Regions from separate parts of the Homo sapiens genome. Here all the other regions are linked to region 1. Evidence: chromatin contacts called from ENCODE Hi-C or POLR2A ChIA-PET data. All regions are on one chromosome and are shown on one strand. Each heading gives the region's core, a stretch centred on a gene start or an enhancer-like site at or near the end of the contact. The rest is flanking DNA. Distances are from core to core; before and after follow the strand shown.

What was found. Hi-C counts contacts between places; a loop is a spot of excess contacts on that map. ChIA-PET counts read pairs that join two places held with the same protein, here RNA polymerase II (POLR2A). Pooled maps may share reads with other maps.
Region 2: a loop to region 1 is called in a map with no recorded cell type, with 6 times the contacts of the local background. The contact joins the promoter of IL10RA here to the promoter of BCL9L in region 1. A Hi-C loop is called at or near these places in 1 of 37 single-sample maps with no recorded cell type and 5 of 50 pooled maps. POLR2A ChIA-PET finds 5 or more read pairs at or near these places in 2 of 52 experiments (Caco-2 and OCI-LY7).
Region 3: a pooled map shows a loop between it and region 1 (6-fold over the local background). The contact joins the enhancer-like site here to the promoter of BCL9L in region 1. A Hi-C loop is called at or near these places in 2 of 37 single-sample maps with no recorded cell type and 9 of 50 pooled maps.
Region 4: a loop to region 1 is called in a map of naive thymus-derived CD4-positive, alpha-beta T cell, with 7 times the contacts of the local background. The contact joins the promoter of JAML here to the promoter of BCL9L in region 1. A Hi-C loop is called at or near these places in 1 of 168 maps with a recorded cell type or tissue (naive thymus-derived CD4-positive, alpha-beta T cell), 2 of 37 single-sample maps with no recorded cell type and 12 of 50 pooled maps. POLR2A ChIA-PET finds 5 or more read pairs at or near these places in 2 of 52 experiments (WTC11 and activated B cell).
Region 5: a loop to region 1 is called in a map of CD8-positive, alpha-beta T cell, with 5 times the contacts of the local background. The contact joins the promoter of CD3E here to the promoter of BCL9L in region 1. A Hi-C loop is called at or near these places in 2 of 168 maps with a recorded cell type or tissue (CD8-positive, alpha-beta T cell and Caco-2) and 7 of 50 pooled maps.

Annotation. Positions count from the first base shown.
Region 1 is chr11:118,923,422-118,929,453 of GRCh38, reverse strand. It overlaps BCL9L (BCL9 like), which reads left to right and starts at 3,528. Exons shown (of 10, transcript NM_001378213.1): 1 at 3,528-4,216. RefSeq lists enhancers at 396-445, 456-735, 746-865, 3,869-4,370, 4,742-4,811 and 3 more and silencers at 2,404-2,463, 3,284-3,423, 3,624-3,673.
Region 2 is chr11:117,981,879-117,987,910 of GRCh38, reverse strand. IL10RA (interleukin 10 receptor subunit alpha) reads right to left here and starts at 1,517. Exons shown (of 7, transcript NM_001558.4): 1 at 1,377-1,517. The coding sequence starts at 1,443. RefSeq lists enhancers at 340-639, 2,030-2,089 and silencers at 1,440-1,719, 1,740-1,839.
Region 3 is chr11:118,007,968-118,013,999 of GRCh38, reverse strand. SMIM35 (small integral membrane protein 35) reads left to right here. Exons shown (of 5, transcript NM_001394165.1): 4 at 120-252. The coding sequence ends at 219. Among named protein-coding and RNA genes, the nearest start is that of IL10RA, 25 kb to the right of the region's middle. RefSeq lists enhancers at 2,765-3,265, 3,411-3,510 and a silencer at 4,035-4,084. Within about 2 kb of position 2,904, at least 21 of the 41 ENCODE cell types and tissues checked have a DNase peak (open chromatin) inside an H3K27ac peak, as active enhancers do.
Region 4 is chr11:118,221,883-118,227,914 of GRCh38, reverse strand. It overlaps JAML (junction adhesion molecule like), which reads left to right and starts at 2,904. Exons shown (of 10, transcript NM_001098526.2): 1 at 2,904-2,974. MPZL3 (myelin protein zero like 3) reads left to right here. Exons shown (of 6, transcript NM_198275.3): 6 at 1-1,225.
Region 5 is chr11:118,301,574-118,307,605 of GRCh38, reverse strand. CD3E (CD3 epsilon subunit of T-cell receptor complex) reads right to left here and starts at 2,876. Exons shown (of 9, transcript NM_000733.4): 1 at 2,830-2,876; 2 at 2,605-2,712; 3 at 298-318. The coding sequence starts at 2,653.

The DNA of each region.
Region 1 (6,032 bases), core at 2,279-4,778:
TCTCTCCCCCCGCCCTGCCCCCGCCCTCCAGCTTTGTGTCCCCAGGAGGGTGGGCTGCAGGATTTCCAGCCAAGCCTTGCTGCCTGCTCAGTTTTTCCAAACCCTCCAGTCGGGGAAGGCGGCAGTGGTGAGGGATAAGAGTCCCTCCCCCCTGCCCCAGCCGGCCCCCTCTCTCAGCCTCCCTTTCCTGCCCCCACACCTTTTCCAAACTCCTTCCCGTTCCCACCCTGGCCCCTGCTCCTCTATTGGCTCCCAAGTTGCAAGCTCAGGTTGGAAGGGGCCAGGCGGGTCCCACTATCCTGAGAGGCGCTTGTGAATCCACACTCCTCAGGCCGACCCTGAGACCCGCGGGGCACCCGCCCTGCTTCTCTCCGCTTGGCGCCCGCCCCATCCCAGGACCTTGTCCTGGGGTCTCCCACCCCGAAATGGAGGCGTTGCTGGGGGGCGCCGGCAGAACCCGGCAGCAGGCTCTGTGTGGCAGGTGCCAGGCCCTGGGGCAGGCTTCGAGGAGGGGGCAAAGTGTTCCGAGCGCTGGCACGGTTCTGTCCAGCAAGTCTATTATATAATCACCATCTATCAGGAAGCCAGGCAGCTGGAGTGAGTGGGGAAGCCAGGATGCCCGGATCGGCTCTTCCTCCAGGGCCCAGGACGGTGTCGCCACCAAGATGGGGGTGCGGGCGCAGCCCAGCAGTGAGATGATGTGGGGGTCGAGGGGCAAGTGAGGGGCGCTGGGCAGTCAGATGGAGGCCCCACAAACCCCGCCCCCAGACCTCTGACTGACAGTGCCCTGAGCCAATGATTGAAGTCACTGTGGGGCTCTGCGTTAACTCTTTCTTGGGTCCCTATTTGCTTTAGGTGATAGAGTCCTTTTCAGGAACTGTTTGGTCTGGACTCCTCCCACCTTCTCGGGCTAGTGCTCCAGCCGGTGAGGAGTACCAGCTGGAGAATCCTTTTGTCCTAGTAACCCCGGCAACGGGATGCCTAATCTCAGACCCCCAGCAGCCCCAAAGTAAATTGTATTACAAGATACGGTTGTGTGTACACACTGTGCTTCCAGAAACAGCCCCTCGTGGCGCTGGCACACCCACACTGCGTCACGAACGGGCACCCTCACGCACCCATACCCATGCGGGCACTTCCACCGACGAACGCCAACGCTGACACACCTGTGACACCCCTCGTGACACAGTGACACACAGATACACGGAAAGACAGAGGTTCCCCGAGTTGGCCAGTAGAGGGAGCCGCTCGATTCCAGCAAGGGCCCCCTGCCTCTCTCCTTTCCTCCTGGCTCTCTCCAGGGTTCCACCCAGAACTTGTGGCTGCCCAGAGCTCAGCTCCGAATCCCAACCTGGAACCTCCGCTGGGGGAATGAGTCACAGCCCCACCCAGGGGAGCGCTCCGCGTGGCTGCTCCATAGGACATGTATTGTGCACCATTTAAGAGACCCCTGGCAACACAGACTCACTTGCCCCTGCAAACACTGTTTTGGACCTACTACGAACCAGGAATTGTGCCAAAGAGATCATAACAAGCCCCTTTGGCTTGTCATATATGTAAGGGGAGACTGATCCACATAAATGCAGTGGTCCCCTCTAAGAAGCACCCTGTTGGAGAAGTGGGGGCCCATATTATGTCTTTCTGGAGAGGAGATAAGAAATTAAACCTTATTTCCATGGGTCAGGTACTAGCCTAGGTGCTGGGATCTTTCACATTAGAAGCCTCTCTGGGCTTTGGTTTTCTTTTCTTTTAAGTGGGGATAAAATCGACTTCTCAGGACTGTGGTGATTCAACCCCCTAACCCAGGACAGTGCTTGGCACAGCAGGCTGGCACTTGGAAAAGTTTTGGTGATTGGATCAAAGCATCATCATGAGACAACGTGCATGAAAATGCTTTGTAAGCAGTGATGGGACACATGGGGGGGGGTTACTATGTTATCTTCTTTCAGGTTTTTGTCCCCTTCCACCTGTGCCTCCCTAAACCTTGTCCAGTGCCCAGCTGTTGGCACCATCAACCCCTCAAGGCCCTTAGGAATCTTTTGGGGGAAATCAGACATATATATATATGTGTGTGTGTGCATACACCTATACATATATAGGGGTGTGTGTGTGTATATATATATGTGTGTGTGTGTGTGTGACAAGATACAACACATCAGGAAGTACTCAGATGCTATGATGGGATAGGTGGTCAGAAGAGAGGGAGGTCAGTGAGGCTAGAACTATCTGGGGACCATCTGTGAGGAGGGGCAGGGGAGAGGGCCGAGGAAACAGCAGGAACAAGCAGGCTGGCTAGTGTTCTTCCTATCAGACACAGTCAATGCTTGTCACTTGCTATTAATTCTGGGTGGGTGGGGACAGTAGGAAACAGGGAAAGTGCCCTGGGATAAGGAGACCCAAATTCTAGTCCTGGGCTTACCACTTTCTAGCTGGGTAGCTCTGGGTAAGTCCTTAGGTAATGCAAACCTCAATTTCCTCACCTCTGTAATGGGACCATAACCTCTTTCTTGCAGGTTTGTGGTGAGCATTGAAACATGTGAAATGTTTTTAAAAAGCGCTTTGGGCCGGGCGCGGTGGCTCACGCCTGTAATCCCAGCACTTTGGGAGGCCAAGGCAGGTTGATCACCTGAGGTCAGTAGTTCGAGACCAGCCTGGCCGACATGGTGAAACGCTGTCTCTACTAAAAATACAAAATTAGCCGGGCATGGTGGCAGGTGCCTGCAATCCCAGCTACTTGGGAGGTTCAGGCAGGAGAATCGCTTTAACCCAGAAGGCAGAGGTTACAGTGAGCTGAGACCGCGCCTTTGCACTCCAGCCTGGGCAACAAGAGCGAAACTCCATCTCAAAAAAAAAAAAGGGCTTTACATTTTCTTTTTCATTGCCTCGATCGTCCTATAGGGTGGTGAGAGTGTGTGTGTGTGTGTGTGTGTGTGTGAGAGAGAGAGAGAGAGAGAGAAGCACTTTGAGGTTAGGTTAGGAGAGTTCTTTTGAGAAGACAAAGGTTTCACTTCCACAAACATTTTCTTAGCATGCACTTTGTGCTGCTGAGGATTGAGATGAAAAAACTCAGTCTGTGTCCTCAAGGACCTCATGGTCTACTAGGAGAGACATGAATAAAGAGATGCTCAGTGCATTATGGATGTGGGTGGGTACAACGAAGAGGGGACCCAGTGCTGTGTGTGTGTGTGTGTGTGCGCGCGCGTGTGTCCAGGCAACTTCCACTCCTTCCAATCAGTGCAGATAGGAAGGTAGGTTTGTCAAACCTTTCCCTAGCCTGGGATGTTGTTGGCGCGTCTCCTCCCCAGTTCTCAGGAGTGAGGAGGAGAGCAGAAACCCCCCTCCCCGCCCCCGGGCCAACCTGCCTCCCGCTAGCCGGCCGGGCGCCTTACCGAGTCAGACCACTGGGAGGCTGGGGGAGCCGGGTTGGGCGAGGAGGCAAGCGAGATGGGGGAGCTCTTATTTTGACAGGGGCCTCTCCGGGCTCTGGTATGAAGGCAGAAGGAGGCAGCCAGAGAGCCCCGATGCTTATTCAGGCTGGGGAGTGGAGCCGAGTGGAGGGGCAAGCGAGGCTCCGGCAGCGCAGGGGAGCCCGGGGAGGCGGCGGCGCGCGGCGGAGCCAGTGGCTGGACATGCCCCGGACCCGGGGCCGCTGCACCACCGCCGCCGCCCGGAGCCAGCCGGCCGGACGCCCGCACGCCTGGGTCCCCCGGCGCCGCGCCGCCCGGGGGCTGTGACCCGGACCCTCGGAGTCCGACCAACAATAAGCGCCCAGACAGCCCCTCCCCACCCAGCGCCCGGCATTCCCGCGGGCTTTGGGGAAAGGAAAGGAGAGGCGAGGAAGGAAGGAAGGAAGCAAGCAAGCAAGCAAGGGAAGGAGGAGCAGGAGCAGGAGCCGGAGCCCTGAGGTTCGGGGCCGAGACCCCGGCCCCGCGCCCCGGCCCCGGCGGGTGTGCGCGCTCTCCCGCCACTGCCCGGCGCCCGCGACCATGCTCCGCGGTTGGGAGGCAGGAACCCAGGCACCCAGCGATCCCCGGATAGCCTCTCCCGGGCCGGGCTGGTATTGAGATCAAGGCGTCCAGGATCAAAAGATCACCGCCTGCCCGCCCCCTCTGCATCTCCAACTGGCGAGCAGGAGGACCCCCATCCACACAACGACCCTGACCTGGTCATGGCGTCCAGCTCCGGCCTGGCGTGAGGACCCCCCAATCCGCGTGAGGTGAGGGGTGGGCTGGGGGCAAGGCGAAAGTCATGCCAGGCCAGCAGAGGCGCGAGGAGGGAGATCCAGTTTGAATCGGGGAGGGGAAACACAGTCTGATTGTCTCTTGCTCTCTGGCACGTACCCCCAGGCTGTTTAAGGTGTGGGGGACTCCCCCAGGGTCAGTGGAGGCTACTCTTAAGCCCCCAATCAGGTTGGCAGCTCCAGAACACCGTGGGGAGGGCTTAGGGACAGCCAGGGGACCCTGCCACCCTAGCGCAGAGAACAAGGCCGGCCTTGGGCCAGCTGGAGCAGCGAACCTTGCCCTGGGGGCTTCTGGGAGATGTAGTCCCCCTCCCAGGCTCACCAACCCCGTGGGTCTCAGCACCCCAGCCCTCCTCCTCTGGCTGATAGGAGCCTCCAGAAGGAGGTGGGTTGGGACTGGGGAGAGCTGGGGGTCACCCTTTTCTCCCAGGCACTGCCTGTGAGTAGCGGGGGCTGTGACTGAGGAGTCTCTTCTTCCAAGGCTTCTGAGTGATGTGGGCTTGGCTGGGGGGTGGGGCAGTCATACAGTTCCTTGGAAGTGTCCCTGCGCTGCTAAGGGGAGGTGGCCCCTGTCTTGATCCAAAGGAACCCTCGGGGAAGAATGTAGGAAGAGAAGTGAGCTTAGGCTTCTTGTTGCGCTGGGGTAGGTCCTATTCCAGGGCTGCTGGAATTTGGTTTCAGAAGAGACAGAGGGCTGCTCTCTCCTTCTGAGAAGGATAGTGTCCCTTGAAGTCTAGGAGTCTGGAGGGTGTCTCTCTGGAGCAATGAAGCTAGGATCAGCTACTGTCTGTCTGTCCAGCTTCCTTCCTTCCGGGTTTTTCTGACACCCCCTCTCTCCCTTCTCTTTCTGTCTACTGCTTGGGGTGTGTGTCTGTGTCTGTGTCTGTGTCTGGGGGAACCTCTGCTGCGAGGAGAAAAAGTGTTGCTCTGAGAGAGGTGAACTGGGCGTGTGTTTGAGCCCTCACAAAGGGGTTCCAAGCCTCCCTGGATCTTCTGCCCTCACTCCCAGCCTTGGTTTAGTGTGAAAGCTGACTGTGCCCTGTATCTGCTCCAACTCTGCTGCTGCCTCTGAGCAGCTCTCTGGATGAGACCACCACAGTGAGTGGGCTTCCACTGTCTTCTCCTTCTCTTCTTGGTCTCTCCAGGGAGCAGCCACTTCCGGGCAGGGGCTGCCTTGCTCTTCTGCTGCCTCTCAGCATGGGCCGGGCTACCTTCTCCAGGTCAGGACCACAATTTCATGACCCCAGAGGAGGAGCATGCTCAGGCCCTGTCTTCCTGGTGTCAGCTCTGAGGCCCTGCTGATAGAGGCCTCAGGACAGGACAGGGAGAGAATGGGTGAGGAAGGTGAGGAGCAGGGAGAGAGACTGGGAGGCTGGTGCCAGGAAGGAAGGTGCCGCCTCCCCCAGGTGATTTGCCTCCTTGGCCTTGGAGAGCCAGGCCTGGAAGCAGCCTTCTGGCCACCTCCCTCTAGGGGTTCCCTGCTTACCCATGTTGCTCCTGAGTGGGGTGGGGTGATGGTTCACAGCAGGAAGGGTGCTGAGGGGCAGGTAGAATACCTAAAATCTTGGATCCAGAGTGACTCTTGTGCCTGGAGTAGAAGGGGTCCCATGACTGGTGATGGGTTCTGGAGGCCCATATGGAGGTTCAGAATGAGTCTCTACTAGGATGGGGAGTCATGGGACCGGAGAGATACTACAGGGTCCTAGAGAGGGATTGGCAGTCCACAGAAATCTAGCGCCTCAGTGGCAATTTGGGACCTATTGATCTTGCCTGTTGAATCTGTGTTGGGTAC
Region 2 (6,032 bases), core at 268-2,767, 940 kb after region 1:
CCTCCTTCTCTTCATAGGTCTCCTGGGCTCCCCAAGCTAAGTGCTTGCCTCATTCCCTAGTTTCTGGGAGGGCTTTGCCTATAGCCAGATGTCCAACCTCTGGCTGGGCAAGGACAGATGGAATAAATCAGCTCTGGCTCTACACATGGCTGAGGACATCCCCACAAGAGCTGGCACCTGTAGCTCCGAGGAGAGATACTCAATACCAATTCCTAGCTCTACTCTCCCTTTACCCCCAGTACACACCATTCACCATGGGAAACACTGCTGAAGGCATTGTCTTCTTTGTAAGAATGCAACAAACATTTCTACTTTAAGAGTCTTGTTGATCAAGCAGACTGAAGTATGTGCAAGGCCAACGGCTGGTTGGTTCCCTTTCTCTCCTCCTTGATCCTCTAAGTTCTCTCCATTTGACAGCGACTCTGCTCCCGCTCCCTAGTGTTCTAACTTCTCTACATCTCTCTAATCATGCACCTGTTTTTTATTTATTTTTTGGGGGGGAGGACTCTGTCATCTGTCTCTTGCTTTCTTTCTTATACCGTCTTTGATCTTCACGTCAGTGCCTTGATTTCGAAACATTAGACGGAAAGTGAAAAATGCAGCGAGTCGTTGTGGTATTTGGGCTGCACATCTCCGACTCAGCTCTCGATCACGTGAATGGCTGACTGCATGTTTTACTTTGTATTTTGGTGTCATGAAGAAGCAGTTTCGGTCCTTGCTCTCTGTCTCTGCTCTTGGTCCTTCCAACTCCCGGCTCTTTCATTCTGTCTCTGGGGTTTACTTTTCTTAGTTGCAGAAACCTTGCCGGAGAACTGTCTGGGTTAGGAGCCTGAACTGGGTTAGAAGCCTGAACTGGCTGGGTTAGGAGGAGAGAGGCAGGGGGCAGTGGGAGTGAGTTGGGGGCTACAGGTGGAGCAAGGGGGATCAGATCGGGGTGATCAGTGAGGGATGAAGGTGAGATGGGAGAAGGACAGACAGAGGTTAGTTGAAGAGTCGACTAAGAGAAGGGAGAGTCAGGAGATCAAAATTATTCCCCAAGGGGACAAGAAGTCCCATCATTTGAACCTAAACAGCAAAAAACCTAGAGCTAAACTTACGGCTCATCTAGAAGTGGGTGGATGATGAGGTTTGCGGGTTGGGGGTTTGGCCTTGCGCATACTTCTCTATCCTTCCCAATCCGTCAGTTCCTGTCAATTTCAGCCTCTTCCACTTCCACAACAGGTGAGCCTGAGATCCAGGTTTGCCAGAGTAAGGGAGCACCCGGGCACCGCTCTGCCAGAGGGCCAGCCAGCCAGGGCTCTCCACTGGATGGAGAACTTTAATGGAGCGGGCGCGGAGAGGGCAGGGCAGGGAAGGGCCGCGTCCCGGAGCCTTACCATGAGCGTCTGAGCCAAGACGGAGGCTGAGGAGCGCCGCCAGCAGCACTACGAGGCACGGCAGCATCCTGGGCGCGCCGCATCGTCCGGGGCCGGAGCGGAGCCGGCCTGCGCGCCTCCAGCTACCCTTGGGCTGGGACTGACAGCTCCGCCGCCCGCTCCGCCAGCGCCCCGCAGGGCTGACGTCAGCGGGGCGAGGCCTACAGACGCCCCGCCCCCGAGGCCGCGGACGGGGAACCACTGTCCCACAGGGCTACCGCCTGGGGCAACCCGAGGCTGTCCTGGGGCGCTAGCGGGCTCCGGCCACCCCTCCCTTTCCTTCCCTCTGGGCCTCCAGTGCCTTCGGATCAAAGTGGTCCGGGTAGCCCGGCCGGCCGTGGGTACGTGTGTGTGGGTGTGTGCGCGCGCGCGTGTGTGCATGTGCTGGGAAGCAGGTGGCCAGGCACAGCCTCGGCCCTGAGTGCGGAAGGTGGGGTGAGGGCGTCCGAGCCGCTTTTGCCTGGCGTGCCGGCTTGGCGTTAAGGATGTGGCCGCGGCCGCTCCGAATGGGGAGGAGGTAGTTGCAGGCCCTTGAGGGCAAAGGCGCCAGGACGCCGGTGTGAGTCTTGGCGTTGCCCCAGGGCCTCCCCGTCTGGGGGTCTGAGGACACCGATGGATGAATACTGAGTAGTCCCCTACCTAATTGTTGGAGGGGGGTCCACAACTAAGCAGTTTATGCAGACCTGCCCCCAAAGTCCCAGGAAGCTGAGAGACCCAAGAAAGAGGCTTTTAACCAGCAGCTCAGCAGCTGAGCCTCAAACCGCGATTTTTAAAATTTTTTTATCTATTTTTTTTTTTTACAGTCTCGCTCTGTCGCCCAAGCTGGAATGCAGTGGCGTGATCTCGGATCACTGCAACCTTCGTCTCCCAGGTTCAAGCGATTCTCCTGCCTCAGCCTTCCGAGTAGCTGGCATTACAGGCATGTGCCACCACGCCTGGGCTAATTTTTGTATTTTTAGTAGAGACGGGGTTTCACCATGTTGGCCAGGCTGGTCTCGAACTCCTGACCTCAGGTGATCCACCCGCCTCAGCCTCCCAAAGTGCTGGGATTACAGGGGTGAGCCACCGCGCCCAGCCTTAAACCGTGTTTTAAACTTAGTTTCTCTTCTTTCCTTTTTTCTCTTCCTCCTCTGGGCCTCAAGATATAATTTTGAGACAAACTGCATGTATGTTACCTCTCATCTTAAAACACAGCCTCAGGACGTGCTGTGACCTCCACTCCCTTTCCTGTCCCATACTGTACTCCCATGCCTTACGCACGTTTATTTACCTACGTGCTTGTTAAGCACACGCTATGCTCTTACCTGGTCATATATTTCCTTAGATGCCTCAGGAGCTGCGTCCTGATAGGGACCAGGCACCTCCGGAATTCTCTCTCCAACAAAAGCTTACTTCAGGAGTTGAACATATACCCTGCTGAAGAGTAACTAATTTATAACCTGGCAGGATCCACGATTGCACCAGCCCCTCCACCAAATAAGACGATAATTAAAGAGGACCACTGGAGCAAGTCACACCACCTGGTACCTCCTAACCTCCCCCTTGCCTTTTCTGCATTTCAGATCCTTTCTTAAAAAACCCCTGCGTTCCCCCCATGAATTGAAGAGTGGAATTGTTTGCTGCTCTTCCCCTGCTAGCATGGCAGCTAGCAGATTTTCCTTTATTATCCATTCTTTCTACAAGCAGAGAGCAGCCAGATCCTTTTGCAGGTTACAGGCTGACACATCCAGTTTCTTCGAAAAAAACATTTAATAAGGACTTATAAACAGAAGCTACGTTTGTGTCTCCATGATTCACCCCCAGGACCAGGGCTTATAGACCACAGGGGAAGGGTGATTCAGAAAAGATGTGTAGGACAGTTGAAGTATGATAACATCAAGGTTGTTTGACCTAAGGGCCGGATTTACAGTAAGTGTTTGCACTTACACAAGGAGCAATTGATAAATTGGGAATCTCAGAGGTCTTCTGGGAGGCTCCAAAGCCAACACGGCCAAAACTGTGGATTAGCATCCAACATGGAGTTGCTTTAGCCTCCATAAGGACTTCTCCCAGTCTCTTCTGGGTTTCCCTTGCTTGCTTGAAATCTGATATTCAGACCAATTTTTGTGTTGGGTAATAGCACTACTGGAGTGCTGGGTAACACCTCAGCACATCCTCAGTCTCTCGCACCTCTGTGTCACTTGGCTCATCTGAGGCCATCTCCAGGTGAACCAAATATGTGAGGATATGAGAGACAGACTGTCCATCACTTTTTCTTGGAGGCTGACACCTGCTTCAAAGTGTGTGTGTGTGTGTGTGTGTGTGTGTGTGTGTGTGTGTGCACTTGCAGTCATATATGATTTGCAGTGGCCAGTCTGTGGATTTGGATTTCATTGTGGTGTGGAGAACGTTGTCTGTTTGCCAAGTGCATATGTGTGTTTGGGACTGTGTGTGCATCCCTCAAGCCCTGCCCTTGTTCTCAGACAAACCAAAGAAGAGGGGCTCAGGACATTTCTGGCCAGCAAGGCCCCACTCCAGGCCTGCTGCCCCACCCACCCGGCCATACCCCGCCCTGCCTGTATTGTAGTTTGTACCTTCATTTGTTCCTGAGCTCTTGTCCTGTGTTCAAGAAGAATGAGAATTCGCTGACAGTTGAAGGGTGAGGATGGGCAGAGAATAATTTTATTGAGTGATGGACCAGCTCTCAGCAGAGAGGGGATGGGGAGGGGGGTGGTTCCCCGCTCCCACAGTTGGGTGTTTTTTTTTCTCAGTGTGGCTGGATCCAGGGCTTTTTCTGGACTCAGAATAGGGAGTGCATGCCGATTGGTTTGTGAGTATGCAAAAAAGGTTAAAGTGAAAATACCACTCAAAGGTGGGTACGACAGTGTAGAAAACCAATTAGGAAAGGGTAGGTGTATGTAAAGTAGGTGAAGGGTGGGGATCAATCAGAGGAAAGCGTGCCAAATGGGAAGACAGGTTCTCAATCTGGTCTGAAGATTTAACTTGCAGCTTGGCTTTCAGGTTTTAAGTTGTCTTCAACTTGGAGGTGGGGTTTCACCAGGGACCCGCCCTATCTGCCTAGGCATTTGACTGCCTCCTGTAACTATCACCTGCTCCTGGGAGGTTTCCCTGGCAGTGCCCAATGCCCACATGGAGGGCCTTATTTACTGCAGCTTTTGAGAAAGGGCCCCTAACTTAGGTGTGTGACACCAGCACTGTGCGTGGTCTAGGAGTTAGTGAGGCATTATCCCCATGGTTTGTGGAGATATAAACCCTATTTCAATATTTTCAGAGCGGAAATCTCTCTGCCCAGTGGCCTGGACTGAAAGTGTGCCAGGTTGGCTGGGGGTGGGAGTTGGGAGATCCCATCCTGTATCTAAGAGTCTACATTGGGACTAGAAAGACCTCACTCTTGACGATAGTCAGCGAAGGCAGGGGTGCCTCAGCTACATGGATGGGGGAGAGTGATATCTGCAGGCCTACCAGGACACATCATCAGCCTGGGCCACCCTCAGGAGACAGCTCTTGTTGCCACACCCCCAGATGAGTGGAGAGGGCAAGCCCCAGGCTTTTTTAATGTGTGAAGATTTTTTTTATACTCTCTGTTGCTCAAGTGAGGAATTAAGATGGTAAATTGCTCAGGAGTACCCTGTCATGACCCAAGGGGTGTAGCTGCCTTCTGAAACAACTACTTAGTTACCCCGACCTTTTAAAAGAGAAAGACACTGTGATGTTTCTTCCAGAACTTTTTTTTTTTTTTTTTGAGACAGAGTCTTGCTCTGTCACCCAGGCTGGAGTGCAGTGGCCCGATCTTGGCTCACTGCAAGCTCTGCCTTCCGGGTTCATGCCATTCTGCTGCCTCACCTCCCGAGTAGCTGGGACTACAGGCATCCGCCACCACGCCCGGCTAATTTTTTGTATTTTTTTAGTAGAGACGGGGTTTTACCGTGTTAGCCAGGATGGTCTCAATCTCCTGACCTCGTGATATGGCCGCATCGGCCTCCCAAAGTGCTGGGATTACAGGGGTGAGCCACCGCGCCCGGCAATTTTTTTTTTTTTTTTTTTTTTTTAAGACAGCGTCTCTCTCTGTTGCCCAGGCTGGAGTGCAGCGGCACAATCTCGGCTCACTGCAACCTCCATCTCTCAGGTTCAAGTGATTCTCATGTCTTAGCCTTCCAAGTAGCTGGGATTACAGGCACCCACCACCACGCCTGGCGAAATTTTTGTATTTTTAGGTAGATACGGGGTTTCACCATGTTGGCCAGGCTGGTCTCAAACTCCTGACTTCAAGTGATCCATCTGCCTCAGCCTCCCAAAGTGCTGGGATTACAGGCGTGAGCCAACGCACCTGGCCAGTTCCTGACCTTGTCTTTACTTTTATTTTTTGTTGACGTATAAGAGTCTTACGCGTTACCATTTTGAAGGAGGATCAAAATTTTTAATTCGTTCATATGACAATATTTACTGCACACTCGTTGTGGGCCAGATGCTATAATGATGCTAGGAATAAAATGGTGATCAAAACTAAGTCCCTTTCCCCAAGAAGCAATCTGGGCAGAGGCAGAAAGTGAACAGAGATTTTAATACACAGTGGTAAGTGCTCTGGGAAGGCAAGTACAGGCTGACTGGACAAAAGAC
Region 3 (6,032 bases), core at 1,655-4,154, 910 kb after region 1:
CCCACTTCCTTTTCTGGAAGACAAGTCAGTGAGTTGGTGCCCTGGAGTCAAGGGAGATGGGGACCCAGGGAGAGGCTAGGTTATCAGCTCCAGTAGCCTGATTGGATCATCTTTTTCAGGAACCTGAAGGATCTGGAGATGGGTCCACCCTTCACCATCAGTGGTCACATCAGCAGCACAGATGGTGGCTACATGAAGTTCTCCAACGGGCTAGTCTGATGCAGAGACAGCAACTTGTGAAGCCCTGGGGAGGTGAGTTGGAGTTGGGAGAGCTGCCGAGTGAGCCTGATGTCCAAGTAAGGTCCTAAGAGGGTCCAGTCACCCAAGCCTCGCACCAAGGACCACTTGGAACCCAAAGAGATTATTTGGTTCATCCCCTGTCTTCTGGTGCCGATCTCAGGCTTGGGTCATGTTTTCCCCCACCCGCTTCTGGCACTGGGCCTGCCCTGTTTCCTCCTGTCCACCCAATCCATGCCCGGCCTTTCCTTCCTGGGAAGGTTCTGTTTGCATTCAAGGTGGAAGCTTCTAGAGCACAGCTTTTTATCTTAACTCTTGCTCTGAGATAAAATTTCCAGATGGCCAATATCTCCAAGAAGCATCACTCTAGCACTTCAGTTCTGAGCTTTCTGAGCCCAGGAGCCTCCCCTGCTTCATGGCCCGCCAACTCTGGCCACACGTTCCCTTGCCTGCCTTTAAGCCCATCCCTTCCCCACATCTCAGTTGCTTTTTCCCATTCAAACCATTTCTCTCTTGGGCAGTTCTTGCCCCTCCCAGGCTCCCCTGGACTGCCCTCATCCCCTCGGATCTTCAAGGCCTGGCCTGGCCCCTCATTGTGGAGAATGAGGGGGTCTCCTCTGGATACGCCACCAGCCTATGGTATGGGAGTCCTGGGGAGTCAGGCCTCTGGGAATGGAGTCTGGCTGGGCAGCAGCGGCTTTCTCTCAGAACTAAAAGAGGCCACCATTCCTCAGGAGGAATCTAGATCCCAGGAAGCCCCTGAGCCTGTAGGAGGGGTCACAGATGTCCTGGAGAACCAGCCCTGCCCAGTGCAGTCCAGTGTGGGCAAGGCCTCCAGACACCAGCAGGGAGCTTCTTTATGTAGTATCTCCAGTTACCTGCCCTTGTAGGGTTGACCAGGGGCCAGAAAGCCACTCATAGCTTCAATAAGCAAAGTTATACAGAGGTGATTCCAGACATGGTTTTAACATTCCCACCTGAGGCCAACTTCCCTGAAGACTGAGCTGGGCCTCGACTCTGCCCTGCCCCCTCTGTACTTGATTCCAGCACTTTCAACCCTCCCCCTGCCCCATCCCCAATCTGGGCCTGTTCTCTTACTGCTCAAGGCCTCAGTGCCTCCCAAACATGGCCAACTCCCAATTTTGATGTGCAGTGCTGAGAACAGTCTAGAAACATGTTCTTGTCGCCTAGGCTCCTGCAATGGGCTGGGCACGGGGGAGTGGGTGAGTTCTACATTACAGTGTTCTGCATTTCTTGTGCAAAGCCTGTCCTGTGGCAAAAGTGGGCCAGAAATGGTGGGAGTGTGAAGAGGAACCCAGGCGAGGCTGAACAAACCAGATAATGCACCAGGGAAACCAGGAATCCACTGTAGTTTGGTAGACAGCAGGGCAGTTCCCCTCGTGAGTCATCACTCCTTTCTCCGGTCTGTGCCCTGCTGGACTGGAGGCAGAGTGTGCACAGGACGTCAGCTTAGAAGGTGCTTAGTGCAGACTTGTTCAAACCAGAGAGGCAGAGTCCTCGGGGCTCCTGTGGATGGAGTAGGGCAAGAGAAGGGAGCCTGTCACTGCTGAAACCTGCAGTTAGAACAGCCAGCTGCCAGCCTCTCTGCTAGCAGCCCAGCAACAGATGCAGGAGCCCAATAGAGCAAGTGGGAGGAGGAGGGAAGCTGTGTGATTTCTCTTCCTGTGCTCCCTTTCCCAAAGCCTCATTTCTCGTTTTGGGTTCTAGCAGATTGTAGAGGAAGGAAGGTGGGGAGCCTCACCAGCCCTTACCCCATTTTCTGCCAGGGTCTGGAGGCCATTCTCCCAGCATAGCCAGGCTTTGACTTAATTACCAAGTCTCTGGATTTGGAGGTCTTCAACTGAGTCTTCTGCCCCTGAGTAAGTGGGAGTGAGGAAGGCCCCTTAGTGGTTCTGAGACCCCTCCCTTCCTTGAAGGCCTCTTGGAATAGCAGGGAGGGGAGATGAGTTGTCTTCGGCTTCCTTCCTTGGATTTCAATTCTGAGGACTGGGGCCTCTTTCCTAACCCCTGAGGTTTGGGCCCCAGTAAAACTTTCTTTCTTTCTTTTTTTGAGATGGAGTCTTGCCCTGTTGCCCAGGCTGGAGTGCAGTGGCGGGATCTTGGCTCACTGCAACCTCCGTCTCCCAGGTTCAAAGGATCCTCCTGCCTCAGCCTCCCAAGTAGCTGGGGTTACAGGTGTGCGCCATCATGCCCGACTAACTTTTATATTTTTAGTACAGATGGGGTTTCACTATGTTGGCCAGGCTGGTCCCGAACTCCTAACCTCAAGTGAGCCACCCGCCTCGGCCTCCCAAAGTGCTGGGATTATAGGTGTCAGCTGCTGCACCTGGCCCGGCCCCAATAAAACTCTGTACCCGCACCCTGCCTAGCAGGGATCCTGGGTCTGCAGTCCATGCCCGGCCACCCTAGGCCCCCGGAAGTGCTCAGAACTCAGTAGCCTTGGGGAATCTTGAAAGGGAGGATGGGACCCAGGACCCAGGTGGCCCTGGCCCCAGGTCTGTGGCTTCAGGTGAGGAGACGGGGACAGCTGCCCGGGGCTGGGAGCACGGAGGGTATTTCCCATCCTCGGGAGCAGAACTGATACTGGGCGACTTCCTCTTTTAGGGCCCTCTGACGCACCCTCTGTCCCCTCAGCCTCCCCCTCTTTTCCTTACTTCCGCAGGCTACTGGCGAGCACAGCTTTCTTCACCCTTGGGGCCTGGGCCTTACCCCTGGACTTTGCGTGTTTCTGTTGAGGGCTCTAAAGGGCAGATTCCAGCTTGTTTAGAAACGATTCGGGAGCAGATGCCTGGAAACCCAGCCACAGGTTTGGCTGAGCCAGGCACTGGCTGGGACCCAGATCATAGCAGTGCCAGAGCCTCTCCCAACACCTTCCCGCTACCTTTTTACGGTTCTTCTTTCCACTGGCCCTAAGAGCCCAGAGGCAGTCACGGGGGCTGGGGGTCCAAGGGCTGGCTGGTCCGGGTTCCCCTGCCACGCTTTGGTGCCTTCTCTGGGGCTATTCTCCAGCCTGGGTGGCCTCTTGTCCCTGCAGCCCCTCCCCTCCTGGCCATATCTAGTCTCTGTGAGATGGCCCAAGTCCGTCTTTGCTGTGACTTCGCTCAGGGCTTGAGACTTGACACCAACCATTTTGATCTGAATTGCAGGTGGCCACATTTCCTCCATTTGTGCTGTTCCTCAACCAGGCTGAACCCTCTGCCAACAAAGTTATGTTCCATAGGTCTTTAGTAACTCCTAAAACTGGAGCGTGCTGGAGGAGGTCAGTGACTACTTGCCGAGTAGAGAAGAGACACCCAATGTAGCCACAGAAGGCTGCTTTGTCCTAGAAAATTGATCAAAATCATGATGAGGCTGGGAGGCGAAGAGGGAGCTTTTCTCTCCTCTAAGTTCTCCTTGAAGTCTTAATGATCTCGTCCCATGCCAGTGGCATTGGAGGGGGCCAGGTGCCAGGAGCCAGGAGGGCAGTGTCTCTGGTGCCCCTCTCTCTGCTTCAGGAGTCTGAGAAACTCAAAGTAGGAGCAGATGGGAGGATCATTATTATCTTTTTAAAAACTGCTTAGTGATCAAAAGGAGGAGCAGAGACTGTTTGCACAGTTCACAGTCCACAGAACACAAAGCCTTTTCTTGCATGGTACTGCATTTTGAGCCTTATGTCAAGCTTGAGACACAGGGATTATTCTTGGTCCCGTTTTACATATGGGGGCACTTGGGTCAGAAAAGCAGCATGCTTTACCCAAGTTCCACAACTGGCTACTGGCTGCACCAGAGCTGAGCAGAGTCTGCACCCTCACGGATGTAGCTGACATCAGGGCGTAAGGATGAGAACTGAATGTAGTATAAGGTCTGGTTCTGACCCTGCCCTGATGTGCTGTGTGGTCATGGGCTACTTACTCCACCTCTTTGGACATCTATTTCAGCATCTGGAATCAAAAGATTGGACTATTTTTCCAAGGCTTCTCCTGGTTCTTACCTGTAGGAGAGCAAAGACCTCATCTACTTTTTTTTTTTTTTTTTTTAAAGCGTCTGCATTCTCAGTTCTTAGCGTATAGCCTGGTCCATAGTAGGTGCTCAGTAAACAATTAAAAGATGCAAGTACAAAGTGTCAATATATCTTTCTAATTTAGGAGATGGCAGTTGAAAGGTGATGGCTGCAGTTCCCTAGTGGTCTAGGATTCTAAGCATTACTTAGCCTTTCCTTGACTCTGCGTGTGTCTGACCAGGTTCCAAGTCTGGCCCATTCCCAACCAACTTTACCTGTAGGGTGAAACGCTAACATTTGCTGAGCACATATCAGTGCAGGGCAGAGGCTTATGATGCGCGTCTTCATCCTCACAGCCTCACAGGTGAGGGAACAGAGGCCCAGAGTGCCGTGAAGTGATTTGTTCAAGGCCAAGCAAGAATCTATTTTCTTTATAGTCCTTTGTCACCCACTTCTAGCCTCAGTCCAAACTGGCAGCTATCCTAACATCCTTGGCCCCCAAGAACATACTCCTCCCTCCAGATGGTCTCTAATCTCTTTTTGGGGTCTCCTTGTGTGGTGAGAAGGGCGCTCAGGAGCCCAGTCCTCCCCAGGCCCCATCCTCAGCTCTGAGCTTCCCACTGACCCACTCCTCTTTCTTCCTTTTGTTTTTTTAGAACTTCCTTGACCTCCAAATCACCAAATTCTGCCCATTCTTCATGCCAGCTCAAATTTCCCTTCTCCAGGGAGACTTCTGTAAGACCCATGGATCTTGTGCTCTGCTGATTTTAAATACAGATAGTCTCAGGCCCCCATAACTTTATTATTGATTATTTCTTTGCATTCATTTATTCACGCTGCTTCCATAACATGCCAGGAACTATGCTAGGCACCATGGGGGCATCCAGTCTCCCTGAAATTAACCTTGCTTTCTCCTATTTGATGGGCATTTCTTGCAGGCAGAATCAGGTTTTAAACCTCTTCTGAGTTCTCCACGGTACTTTGCATGGCTCTGGCCATAGCCAGGAACTTCTCAGGAAATTGTGTTGAAATCTCTCTTCAGAACATCTTGGGCATTGCTTCATCCCTGGTGCAATCCTAGGTGCTCTGAAAACCAAAACTTTTGATCTCTCCCCATCCTTGACTACATTCAACCTTGTGCTCATGATCAGTTACATTTCTGAGAGAGAGCACACAGATGACGATTTTTCTATCTTAAAGGATAACCTAAGGAATGATCAAAACCGTGACAAGGCTGGCAGGTGAAGAGGGAGCTTTTCTCTCCTCTAGGTTCTTCTTCAAATCTTAATGGTCTTGTCCCATGCCAGTGGCATTGGAGGGGGCCTGGTGCCAGGAGCCAGGAGGCCAGAGTCTCTGGTGCTCCACTCTCTGCTCCAGGGGTCTGAGAAACTCAAAGTGGGAGCAGATGGGAGGATCATTATTATATTTCTAAAAACTGCTTAGTGATCTAAAACCATCTAGAAGCCGTGATATTTAAACAGATCTGGTACAAAACAGGAAGCCAGTGGCCTGGTGAATTCTCACACTTGGAGACCAGAAGTGAAAATGTTCTGCCTGCCCAGAGTAGCAGCAGGCCAGCAAAACAACAGGTGTGGCCGGGCACGGTGGCTCACGCCTGTAATCCTAGCACTTTGGGAAGCCAAGGCGGGTGGATCACTTGAGGTCAGGAGTTCAAGATCAGCCTGGCCAACATAGTGAAAACCCATCTCTGCTAAAACTACAAAAATTAGCCGAGCGTGGTGGCTCGTGCCTATAATCCTAGCTACTAGGGAGGCTGAGGCAAGGGAATTGCTTG
Region 4 (6,032 bases), core at 1,655-4,154, 700 kb after region 1:
CAGAGATTTGAAGATAGAGATCTCATTGTGAGGGGGACTATTTTGCAGGTCCTCATTTCTCCAAGAAAGAGATGGTGTTACAGGAACCCACTGAAAGCCATATCCCATTAAATGAGGAACTAATTTTGGCTGGGCCTTCTTGTAATGTCCTCGCAGGTGTGTTGTGAAGATTAATGCAGGGTAGTATGTTTGTAGATTGACACCTAGTCTAAACTTGAGGTAATTGGTGCTCTGTGAATACTCAGTCGTGTTCTTTTATAGCCTTAATCATGATTTGAACTAGTCCCTTGCTTTTTAAATGACTGAATGAAGTCCTTCGTGGTAAGGGAGTACGTTGATAACTTAGTTTACTATATGGGTTTGTGGTCGCATCCCAGTCATCAGCTGCTATCATTTTCCTTCTTCATCCCTTATACTGAGATTTGGGTTACAGCTTTTTATTCTTCGAAGGATCACAAAGCAGTGTACAGACACCTGCCTTCTTTAAGGATGAAAGGAAGATAAAGTGGTCTTTTTTTGTTTACTTATTTGTTTCACCTCTTGTTTGAGTAACTTCTAAGGTGCTATTCTCTCTCTCTTTTTGCTACCTCATGAGCTCTTGTCACAGCCATGGAAACCAGCCTCGTTTAGAAAGGGAACTTAGTTCAGAAGGGGTTAAAAGCCTTCCAGAATTTTTCTTTAGCTGCTGAAGTTTTTACATGTGGTTACATGACTTTAAGTTTTATGCATTACGCTCTTAATTCTATTACAAAATGTGGACTCACCAATTGCTTTGTGTTTTCCATGTGACCTGTTACTTCAGGCTACTTGGGGAACATCTTAGTCCTCTGTAGCTCCTGAACCCAGCACTGGTGCTTCAAGAGAGAAGGTAGCACGTCTTTGTTCAAAACAAAACAAAACGACACTTCTGGAGGCCACATCCTGAATATGAATGTTCTACTAAGTCACTCAGTTATGGTTCTAAAGGGAAACTGTAAGAAGACCCACAAGGAGTGGACCAAGACTATTATTTAATTGCACAACTTGAAACTTTGCTGCCAGAAGAGGCAGCTCCATTCCTTTGACTCCAGTGTTGGGCTGTTAACTGCTGCACCTCATTGCCTTTTTTTGTTTTTGTTTTTGTTTTGTAGGAGGGTAGGCACTGTTGGGCCATATGCACAAATATTGTAACTCTTGGTATCTTTACTGCATCATAGTCAATAAACTTCTTTGTACCCTTTGGCTACCTTTTGGTGTGTGCATATCTACATAAAAGGTGGGAATTGTCATGTGAAAAAGATGGGGGTTTGTGGTATTAAAAGCTGAATTAAATTTAAAAGAGTTTAATTGAGCACAGAATGATTCATGAATCAGGCAGTCTCCTGAGCCAGAGTGGACTCAGAGACTCCAGCGCAGCCACGTGGTGGAAGATTTATGGACAGCAAAAGGAAAGTCATGTACAGGAAACAGAAGTGAGGTACAGAAATAGCCGGATTGGTTACAGCTCGGTGTTTGCCTTATTTGAATAGTTTGAATCATTGGCCATCTTCGATTGGCCAAACTCAGTGACTGGCACAAGAGTAGACTAGAGTCCGTATACTATTCCATTTACGTTATAGTTCATGATGTACAGAGAAACCTTTAGGCCAAACTTAAAATATGTAAGGAGGCAGCTTTAGGCTAAACTTGATTTAACAGTGGTTTTCAGCATCGTGCAACCAGTCATGTCGGAGCTGTACCCCCGCAAGAACCTGCAGAGGTTCCGTGGTGTGCTGGAACCAGCTTACATAGCAAGAGCTGATTACAGGCTGAGTACCCCTAATCTGAAAATACAAAAGAGTGGTTGCTATTTCAACTCCAAAATCTGTAACTTTGAGTGCCAACATGATGCTCCAAAGAAATGCTTATTGGAGCATTTTGGATTTTCAGACTAGGGACGTTCAACTTGTATGTATTCGGCAAATATTCTAAAATCTGAAAAAAATATGAAATCTGAAACATTTCTGGTCCCAAGCATATTGGATAAGGGATACTCAACCTGTATTAAGTTTTTTAGGAATTTTGCAAGCCAGTTGTTAAACTGTTGGTAGCTTGAAATAGGTTATGATGGGAATATTTATGCTGTGGAGATTGCTGGCTCTCTAGCACATCACTTCTCAAGGACCATGCAGCGTAGTGCTTGGGAGCAAACGTTCAACAGCTTTTCAGATGATACAGGACAAGTTCCATGAGTCTGCCCATGCCTAGGTCAAGCCAATCTAGCCGAGGTTGAAGGTGCGTACATTGAGAACACCTATTTTGAAGTGGTGACTAAGACTGAGAGGTATCTTGAAGTGAAGAAACCTTGAGTTCTAATCTAGGATGTCCAAGTCACCCAAGAGGTTCTCTATGGGAATCAATGGCTGCCTGTATTCTGGAAATGCTGATATCACATGGCCAGAGGAAACTTTCATGTCTACATGGTGAGTTGGAGGACTGGGCAGGCGTATCTTTGGAAGCAGGGATTGGGTGATTGCCTGGCGAGGTTGCACCTCTGTTTTGAGAGGAAAAATAAAAGAGGTTGCTGTATCTTTAACACAGAAGGTTTTGTGTTAATATTACGTTTATTGTATTTTGTTTGCATGAAATGGATTTCTTTCTCAGCACCTATTTGCCTGGTGCCATTCAAGCTCCTACCCTCAGAGGGCTTGTCATCTAAAAGGGGAGATGGCACCTGAAGAGGTCTGAGTGTGAGGTTCACCTCAGTAGGTTGAATTTGTCACCTCTTTTTAGAATGAAAGTATACATAACAATTGGGTAATGGGCCAGATGACTGAAATGAGAACCTTGATTTAGAGGTTCCTGTTTGCATCTCTGCAACCACTTCAGAAGGCACGTGTTTGGTTTGCTCTGAGCCTAACCTAGAGTGCTCGCAGCAGTCTTTCAGTTGAGCTTGGGGACTGCAGCTGTGGGGAGATTTCAGTGCATTGCCTCCCCTGGGTGCTCTTCATCTTGGGTAAGCAGTTGCTTTGAATTTCTTAAGCCATTTTTTGAACTTTTCTCACACAGAAGTGTGCCAGTCCTGAAGGCTGGTTGAATTGGTAGTCTCTCAGGATTGTGAAGCTGCGATTGCAGAACTCTTGATCTCTGCAGGGGGATGTCATAAAGTAGTCTAATGGGTGCTGTTTCAGTTACTGTCGTGTAGAGTAACTTAGGTGAATCTCCTCAGCAAAAAGAGGAGCAAAGTTTCATCATAATAAGAGTACGTGACAATGATTATGACAAGGCTTCAGCTTTTAAGTCACCCGTGGGTTTAGGTGGAGCTGTGACTGGCTGTTCTTGAGCTCACAGCAGAGCTCTTTCTTCACTGTTTTTCTTTTTAGAAGACAGTTTTTAATTTTATTTTTAAACAAATTTTATTGTGTGTATTTAAGGTATACAACATGATGTTGTGGGATGCATGTAGATAGTAAAAAGTTTACTATGGTGAAGCAGATTAATATATCCATCATTTTACATAGTTATACCACTGTTTTTCTTCTCCCCATTATAGACAAACCAATATTTAACCTTTAGAAGCCCGAGACTTAAATCTCCCAAGAAAGCTAGGCTACTGTCCATGCTTGTTACACCCTCAGCACAGCCCTGACCTTGGGAAAGGCTGATGCAGGATGGTTTAGGTATAACCTACTCTGGAGAAGAGAGCAGGAGTAAGGACCTCCAGGGTCCCATTCGCGTAGAGCATTAACCGATGTGACCTAGACTGTGTTACAGAAGCCACGTGACCTACCAGTCTGTATTCAATGGCTTAACAATGGAAAATGAGGGCATATTTTAAGACGCATGGCTTAGAGTGGTTATATGGACTTGTAGACCTAAAAACATCTGAGAGCCTAGAAGTGCACAGCAGTGTGCAGATAGATTGAGAGGACTTGGCTCTGCAGGTGGACAACACTCTGTGAGTAAAAGAAGGCTGTGCAGTTGTCCGTTTGCTCAGTGGTTAGTTGTCCTTACTAGGGACAAACACTGAGAGACAGCAGCTCTCCCTTATTTTGTCTCATGATATTGTAATTTGGGGGGTAACTTTCACATCTTGTATGGTAGTCTCATTGTAGCATGTCTCTTTTCTGAAGATTTCTTTTCTGTAATATAAAGGGGTATGGATTTTTTGGAGGGAGGGGGTGCCACTTGTTCTCATTACCCAACAGGATATGGAGGAGAGTTGCTCAGAGAAGATTAGTATAGAGTCACTACAAGTCATTTAGGTAGCCAAAATGATAACTCCAAAATTTCTAAAAGGCAAAAATCTTTACTTGCTGATAGAGGGGAGAGTCAACTTTCCAAGCAGGTCGCAATAAAGACAGCATGATGCCAACCGAATCTATTTCCTCTCTCCTCCTTTTTCTGTTGTTTATTAAAAGGTAAACAAAAATCTCATTATTTTAAAATATTATGCAAAAATCTTGTTTATGAGAGAAAGCAAAATTTCACCTTTGCATTAGTATATTATTAATGTTAGATCCAATTCTTAATAAAACCTTATAAACAAATCTATACAATCATAGTTTGACCATAAGGTAAAACGTCCACAAACCTCTCATAATTCTTTACAATTTTCTGTTAAACAAATAAATTCTCTAGAAAACCATTATTCAGACACATGGGCCCGGATTCTGGCCCTACATCAGTGTGCTTTTATTTCAGTGTTCGACCTATGGAAAAACTAAGTAATCCCCTTTAAATCTTAGCCAACCTGCTTATACCCACAGAACTTTTCATGAGATTAACCCTTCACAAACCCTTTTCAACTTGCTTAAACCATCAGTTTTGTCACATTACTCTTTTTTTTTTTTTTTTTTTTTGAGACAGAGTCTCACTCTGTCACCTAGGCTGGCATGCAGTGGCACAATCTCGACTCTCTGCAACCTCCGCCTCCCGAGTTCAAGTGATTCTCCTGCCTCAGCCTCCCAAGTAGCTGGGATTACAGGCGCTCACCACCACACCTGATTAATTTTTGTATTTTTAGTAGAGACGGGGTTTTGCCATGTTGGCCAGGCTGGTCTGGAACTCCTAACCTCAAGTGATCTCCCCACCTCAGCCTCCCAAAGTTCTGGGATGACAGGCGTGAGCCACCATGCCCAGCTGTCCCATTACTCTTTTAGGTGAGGCCAATAGTTAAAACCCTCTGAGCTAGACAAAATTACGTTCTCTTTAACAGAAACCATATTCACACGCCTTCTTATAACCTCCCACCAAAACACATTCTTTACTTACACTGTCTTTATTTTTTATGTTATTTACACTGTCTTTATGTTTAAAAATCATTAGAGTCACGTGACCTAAAAGAGATTAAAGTTTCAATTTTTTCTGATAAAATGTTTGATTTTAGTTTCTTTAAGCCAATTAATTAGAGCTCTTTTATATAAATACTATACATACAACACATATAAATACACAGACAGACAGAAATGGAAAATCAAGACAAAATTCCATTGACTGAGAAGTTCTTAGAGGGAAAGCAGGGGCTTTTTGTTTGTTTAGATGGAGTCTCGCTCTGTCGCCAGGTTGGAATGCAGTGGTGCGATCACAACTCGCTGCAGCCTCAGCCTCCTGGGCTCAAGTGATCCTCCCACTTCAGCCTCCTGAGTAGCTAGGACTACAGGTGCCTGCCACTACATCCAGCTAATTTTTGTATTTTTTTTTTGTTCAGATGGTGTTTCACCAAGTTGCTCAGGCTGGTCTCAAACTCCTGGGCTCAAGCGATCTGTCCACCTTGGCCTCTCAAAGTGCTAGGATTATAGGCATAAGCCACTGTGCCTGGCCAGCAGGGGCTTTTAAAACAATATCTGTATACATACAGCCCAAATATCGTCTTTAATTAAGTTGATTTCTGACTATGGAGTTCTCAAAATAAAAATCCTATAAAAATCTTTTATTACCAGATTTTAGCCAGGACAAATGGCCAATATTTCTGGCTTTTGAATCTTTACCTAAAGGTAACCTCCTATGTGAAATTAATAAACCTTAAGTAAGGGGATAACTTAAACAGGGACACACAAGGTGTCTCCAAAGAG
Region 5 (6,032 bases), core at 1,627-4,126, 620 kb after region 1:
TCTCACATCAAATATGAAATGCAAACAAATGAAAACTGTTAGTGCTTTCAACTTCATTTAAGTCTCAATTTTTCTTTTGTATGGTTAAGACTCATTATTTCCTGCCTCTGTTGCTTCCCTCTTCTGGGCTAGAAATATCTCCAGACTTGTGAGGAAAGTCAAAGGGGTAGATGGCAGAAACTCCTTTTCCTGACCTCTGTGGAAGTTCTGTGGGAGGCCTAAGAGAAAGCTCCATTCATAACTACAAAGAATGATGGGGTGATTTCATAAAAAAGAAAGAAAGAAAGCATATCTCACCATCTTGCCCCCAAACGCCAACTAGAAAATAAATAAGAAAAAAAAAGTGTTAGTAAATGTTGTGGGTACCTGCATTCCTAAACAGAAAAAGGGCTGTGTTGCAGTATGACCACTGATGACATCTGATGTCCTTCCCTCTTGCTGCTGGGTCACAGCCATTTCTACACCCTAGAACAGTGGAACTTACTGCTGGTATTGACCAGGGGTTCCCAGGAAATTTGGGGGGAAATAGAGGAAGGAAGCATCTAGCATTAACTATGAGCCCACAATTTTTGACAAGCAGGAGTCAGAAAAAGTTAGGACCATTTTTTGGACGACTAGAGACATAGCAAAAGAATTTTGCCCCCAAGCCTCCATTTTGAACATTGGTGTCTGTGGAAGAAAAACACGCTCTTGGTTGGGTACAAACACTGGGATTCTTGTTCCATCTCTGGCTCTGCTTTTCTGGTGGTTCAGTTTTTCCATTTGTTTTCTGCTTGAGACAGAGATGGAAATATTTGAAACCCTGATTACTCATCAACTAGGGCCTGTGCATTGAAGAGCCTGACCACATTTCCACCGGGCCCTCCAGGATGCCCTCACTCAGCAATACCCTGGATTCATTACAATGATCAGTTTCCCTGGCATTGCCTGAAAGCTTTCTGCACACCTAGGCCTTTCTTTTACTGAAACCTCTACACAGGGGGAGACAGGATCCCCACTTTCCTATCCCCAGAGCAGACTGGGCACATTCCTATGATGCCAGATGTCTAGAGGTGATTGGGTCTTTGATACTGTCTCTTTTATTTATTTATTTATTTATTTATTTATTTATTTATTTATCTATTTTGAGACACTCCAGGCTGGAGTGCAGTGGCTTGATCATGGCTTACTGCAGCCTCGACCTCCTGGGCTCAAGTGATCCTTCCACCTCAGCCTCCCAAGTAGCTGGAACTATAGGTGTGTGCCACCTTGCCTGGCTAATTTTTAATTTTTTGTAGAAATGGGGTTTCACTACTTTGCCCAGGCTGGTCTTGAACTCCTGAGCTCAAGTGATCTTCCCACTTTGGTCCCCCAAAATGCTGGGCTTACAGGCGTAAGCCACTGCACCTGGCCCTTCTCCTCCTCCTCCTTCTTCTTTTTTTTAAGGAAAAGCATACTTTATAACACAGGTCTCTAAGAAAATGCCTGGCCACTCCTTACAGGAGTCACATCCTGCCCCTCGCTACTCAATATGTTCCTAGGACCAGCAGCAGATTAATAAACTTGAGAGCGTACTAGACATGCGGAATCTCCATTTCCAGTCTGGGTCTTTTGAAACAGAAGCTGCATTTTTAACAAGATCCCCAGGTGATTTGTGTGCACATTCAAGACGTGAGAAACCCAAGATGAAGCAGGAAGTGGAGACATCGTTGCTGTGGGTCTGAGACGGGAGCACCAGCTGTGATAGTGTTTTCTAGGTCTTTGAAATAAAACCATCACGAGCCATTTTGCCTCATGTGGTGCAGCCATTTAGAGTACAAACAGTCCTGGTCTCACAGATTGGCTTCGGCACTTACTATGTGGTTTAAAACAAGTTATTTAACTTTTTTGAGTATCAATTTCTTAATCTGTGAAGTAGAGAGGACTTATCAGTTTATATAGTCAAAATTAAAAAGAATTTTAAAAAGAGGATATAACACCTTCCTTCCTAGGCAGAAGTAGGATTAAACCAGTTAACACGTCTAAATAATTTTTTCTTTACACAGTATCTGACAATAAATGGCAACTTTTTTTGGTATTATTTATCTCATATGAGATACAGAAATGCTCTTGGTTATTTATCAATTCATAATCCATCTTGCTTCAAAAAAATGAAATAAACTGAAAGTTGTTGGTCACTTGAAAAGGACTAAAAATTACGAGGCGTTTTATGGTCTCAAAGATAGTGAATTGCTATATATGCCCTGTGCAGAGTTTGGACGCAAGTATCTGGTCTCTTCAAAACAAGGAGTGGAGCTTCGCTCTTCCAGTCTCTTTTGGGTTAGTTCTGGAGGGCTGGGTAAGTTGGAATGAGCTCGTACTTAGAGGTAGCGAGACCTCTCTGCTCACAATAGCTATGATCACCCCAACTGCTCTTCTTTGCCTGCTCCCCGAACGCTCTCCCAGGCACCCGTGGCCTATCTTTTTCTTTAGTCCCCAGCTCTAATCCCTCACCCTAACATAGCACAAACAGTTCCTTACATCTGGTAAATGAGGCTCCTTGGTGCCACTAGGCAGTGCCAGGTAAGGCTGTAAGCCTTCCAGCGGTCTGGAGACACACCACCCTTTCCACTCCATCCTACTCACCTGATAAGAGGCAGAGGCCCAGAACTCTCCAGTGAGTGCCCGACTGCATCTTTGTTTCATGGGACTGTTACTTTACTAAGATGGCGGAGGCCAGCAGACTTACTACTTCTGGAAAAAAAGCAAAACAGATGACTTTTTCAAAACATCTGCTAGAGATAAGGACCCTGGGGCCATTGTTCCCAATGCTAGGATGAAAAAGGAGGGCTTTATAAGAGAGAGACTCACCATTTTCTGAAGCAGGCACCTGAGGCTGGGAGGGGAGGAGGGTTTCTGAACCCCACACAGGAAGTAGAGAGGCCTCTGGGCCTGCGGGTTTTACCTCACTTGGAAACGTTCAAGGCAGAGGCCTCCACCTGGACTGGTTGAAGAAAGCTGGGTCCCACAGCCTTCCTAGAAGGCCAAACAAGAGGACTCTGACAATACCTGGAGGGGCCATGAAAAATACATGACATTTAGCTGTCCAGACCATGTAGTAGGTTGGCACAAAAGTAACTGCAGTTTTTGCCATTAAAAGTAATTGTAATACAATATGCCTCCACATTGCGGGGTCTTCCTTCCTCTATAAGCTCTGACAGGAAGAGGGAGATGCACTGAACATTTGCTTTCTGTGTGGTGGATCTGGCATGGAGCAGCAGGGTGCAGCCATCTTATTAACAAAACTTGTTGGCTTGAAAATACATGTTGACTTAAATCCATAAGAATTAAATCCAAAGAAAAAATGCCACTTTTTACCTATATTCTTTACAAAAATATTTAAAAACACAAGACTCAATGTTGAACAGGGTAAAGAGTGATAGTGTCAAAGTCTGCTGGTATGAGTGTGAATTGATGTAACCTTTCTTTATGTTTAAGCATGCATTAATCAAATGCTTACTATATCCAAGCACCGTTCTAAGAGCTTTTCTGATATATCTTATTTAATCCTCAAAACGACCCTCTAAGGTAAGTATTATTTTTATTTTTATTTCCATTTTATACTTGAGCAAACTAAGGCTCAGGCAGGTTATCTAAGTTGCAGATTACAGAGCTGGGACTCTAGAAAACATTTTGATGAAATTCACTTATTTAATACATATTTTCTGTCTACTGTACTGTAGTTATATGCTGGGTGCTAGTAATACAGGAGAAACAAGATAAATAGTCCTCTTGGATAAAAAAGGAAATGTGGAGATTAAACAGATAACCTCATAACCAATAACCATGCCCCGCATGATGGTGTACACCTGTATTCCCAGCTACTCAGGAGGCTGAGGCAGGAGGACTGACTGAGCCCAGGGGTTCGAGACTGCAGTGAGTGTGATTGTGCCTGTGAATAGCCACTGCGCTCCAGCCTAGGCAACATAGTGAGATCCCATCTCTAAAAAACCCCCCAGATAACTTCAGGAGATTGATGCTAAGAAAAAAGACGTTCAGGTGCTGTGGGAGTGATAGAAGGGATCTAAGATAGTCTGGGGTGGGATGGGGAAGAGAAGGTCCCCCTGAGCAGGTGACATCTAAGCTGAAATTTGATGGAGGAACAGCAATGAACCAGGTGGAGTGGAAAGCATTCCAGATAGAGGCAGCAGCATGTTTGAAGTCCAGAGATGAGGAAGAGAAATGGAAAATCCAGCACGGCAGGTAACAGGGAGAACGAGGAGTGTAAGAAATAATATAAGAAATTCGCCAGATATGGTACTTTGGGAGGCCAAAGCAGGCAGATTGCTTGAGGCCAGGAGCTCAAGACCAGCCTGAGCAACATGGTGAAACCCTATCTCTACAAAAAAATACAAAAAATTAGCCGGATGTGATGGTGCTCACCTGTAGTCCCAGCTACTCGGGAGGCTGAGGTGGGAGGATCACTTGAGCTCAGGAGGTTGAGGCTGCAGTCAGCTATGATTGTGCTACTATGCTCCAGCCTGGGCAATAGAGCAAGACCCTGTCAAAAAATAAAAATGAAAAAAATAAAAGAGATAGGAAACTCAGCAGGGGCCAGATGGGAAGGGATTTGCAAGCTATGTTAGGGATTCTTAAGGATTTTCTTAGGGCTGTAGGAAGTATTCAAATAGTTTTAAAAAGGTGAGTGACAGTATCAAATTCTTATAATATTCAAATGGAAAAAGTTGGGGTTTTTTTTAGATGAAGTCTCACTTTGTTGCTCAGGCTGGAATGCAATCGTGCGATCTTGGCTCACTGCAACCTCCCCCTCCTGGGCTCAAGGGATCCTCCTGTCTCATCCTCCCAGGTAGCTGGAATTGCATGTGCCTGCCACCACGCCCAACTAATTTTTGTATTTTTGGTAGAGATAGAGTTTCACCATGTTGCCCAGGCTGGTCTCGAACTCCTGAGCTCAAGCGATCTGCCCACCTTGGCCTCCTGAAGTGCTGGGATTACAGACATGAGCCACCATGCCTGGCCAAAATGAAAAAAGTTTTAATGATGGAAGTAATACGTGCATGTTAAAAACAATGCATATAGAAGGGCTGTATAACAATAGCCCCTGTTCTACCTTGCTTCACCCCTACACTTCTCCCTAGAGAAAACAACTTTTAAGTTTTTCAACTTTTTTTTTTTTTTCCTGGTGGTTACCTTCGTGTCTGTAAATGTGCATTGCTATCCATCGGGTTTTCTGGGAAAAAAAGATGGAGATTTGGGCAGGTGGCTCTCTGAGGAAGCACAGGAGCATCATCTGTAAGGGAGAGAGGGGCAGCATCTGGCAGAGAGAGGTGAACTGCGATGAGACATATCAGGAGCCTCAGCCAGAGCCATGGGGAGTTCTTAGCCTGGGATCACCTTCCCAAGTTATCCTGAGTTATCCTGAATTGAGCAAAGGGGCCATGAAAAATACAGGTATTATGAATTGAGGGGCTGCGAAGTTGGGTGAGGGGGCTGCGAAGTTGGGTGAGGCAGCTGCTTCTGCTGAAGGCAATGTCTTTGAAAGAGCTCAACTGTGAGTCCTCTGAGTACAAGAATCCCAGCAGTTGGGGGAGGGAGCAGCCCTGGAGTGATGACCTGGGTGCAGCCACAGCATCCATGCAGTTTAACACTTGCACTGCTTGGAGCCATTCGCTTCATGTGATAATTTCATCCTGTCCTTAAACAGCCTTTTCGGGATTCTGGTTATCTCTTTTTTTGGAGAAGCTTATAAAAGGAAAGTTTCCTAATGGGACAAATTACAGCCCCATTAGCACAGTTGCCCCAGGGCGCATCTGATAGGCAATGCTTGTTCCCTTTTCTGGATTGCTCCTAGCCTCAGTTAGCACCTCTGCTGACCTCAGGGAAGACATAGCTTGAGGAGTCTGAGCCCCTGGCCGTCGTGGTCTTTTCGGGTTGTGGCTGCTGCACTTGCCCATTTACCATCAAAATTGCACTAAAAAATGCCCCAGGGGAGCCCTTGGATTCTATCTGAGTTGTCCCTGCAGCCCTGCCTCCTCCTTATCATCAGATATGGA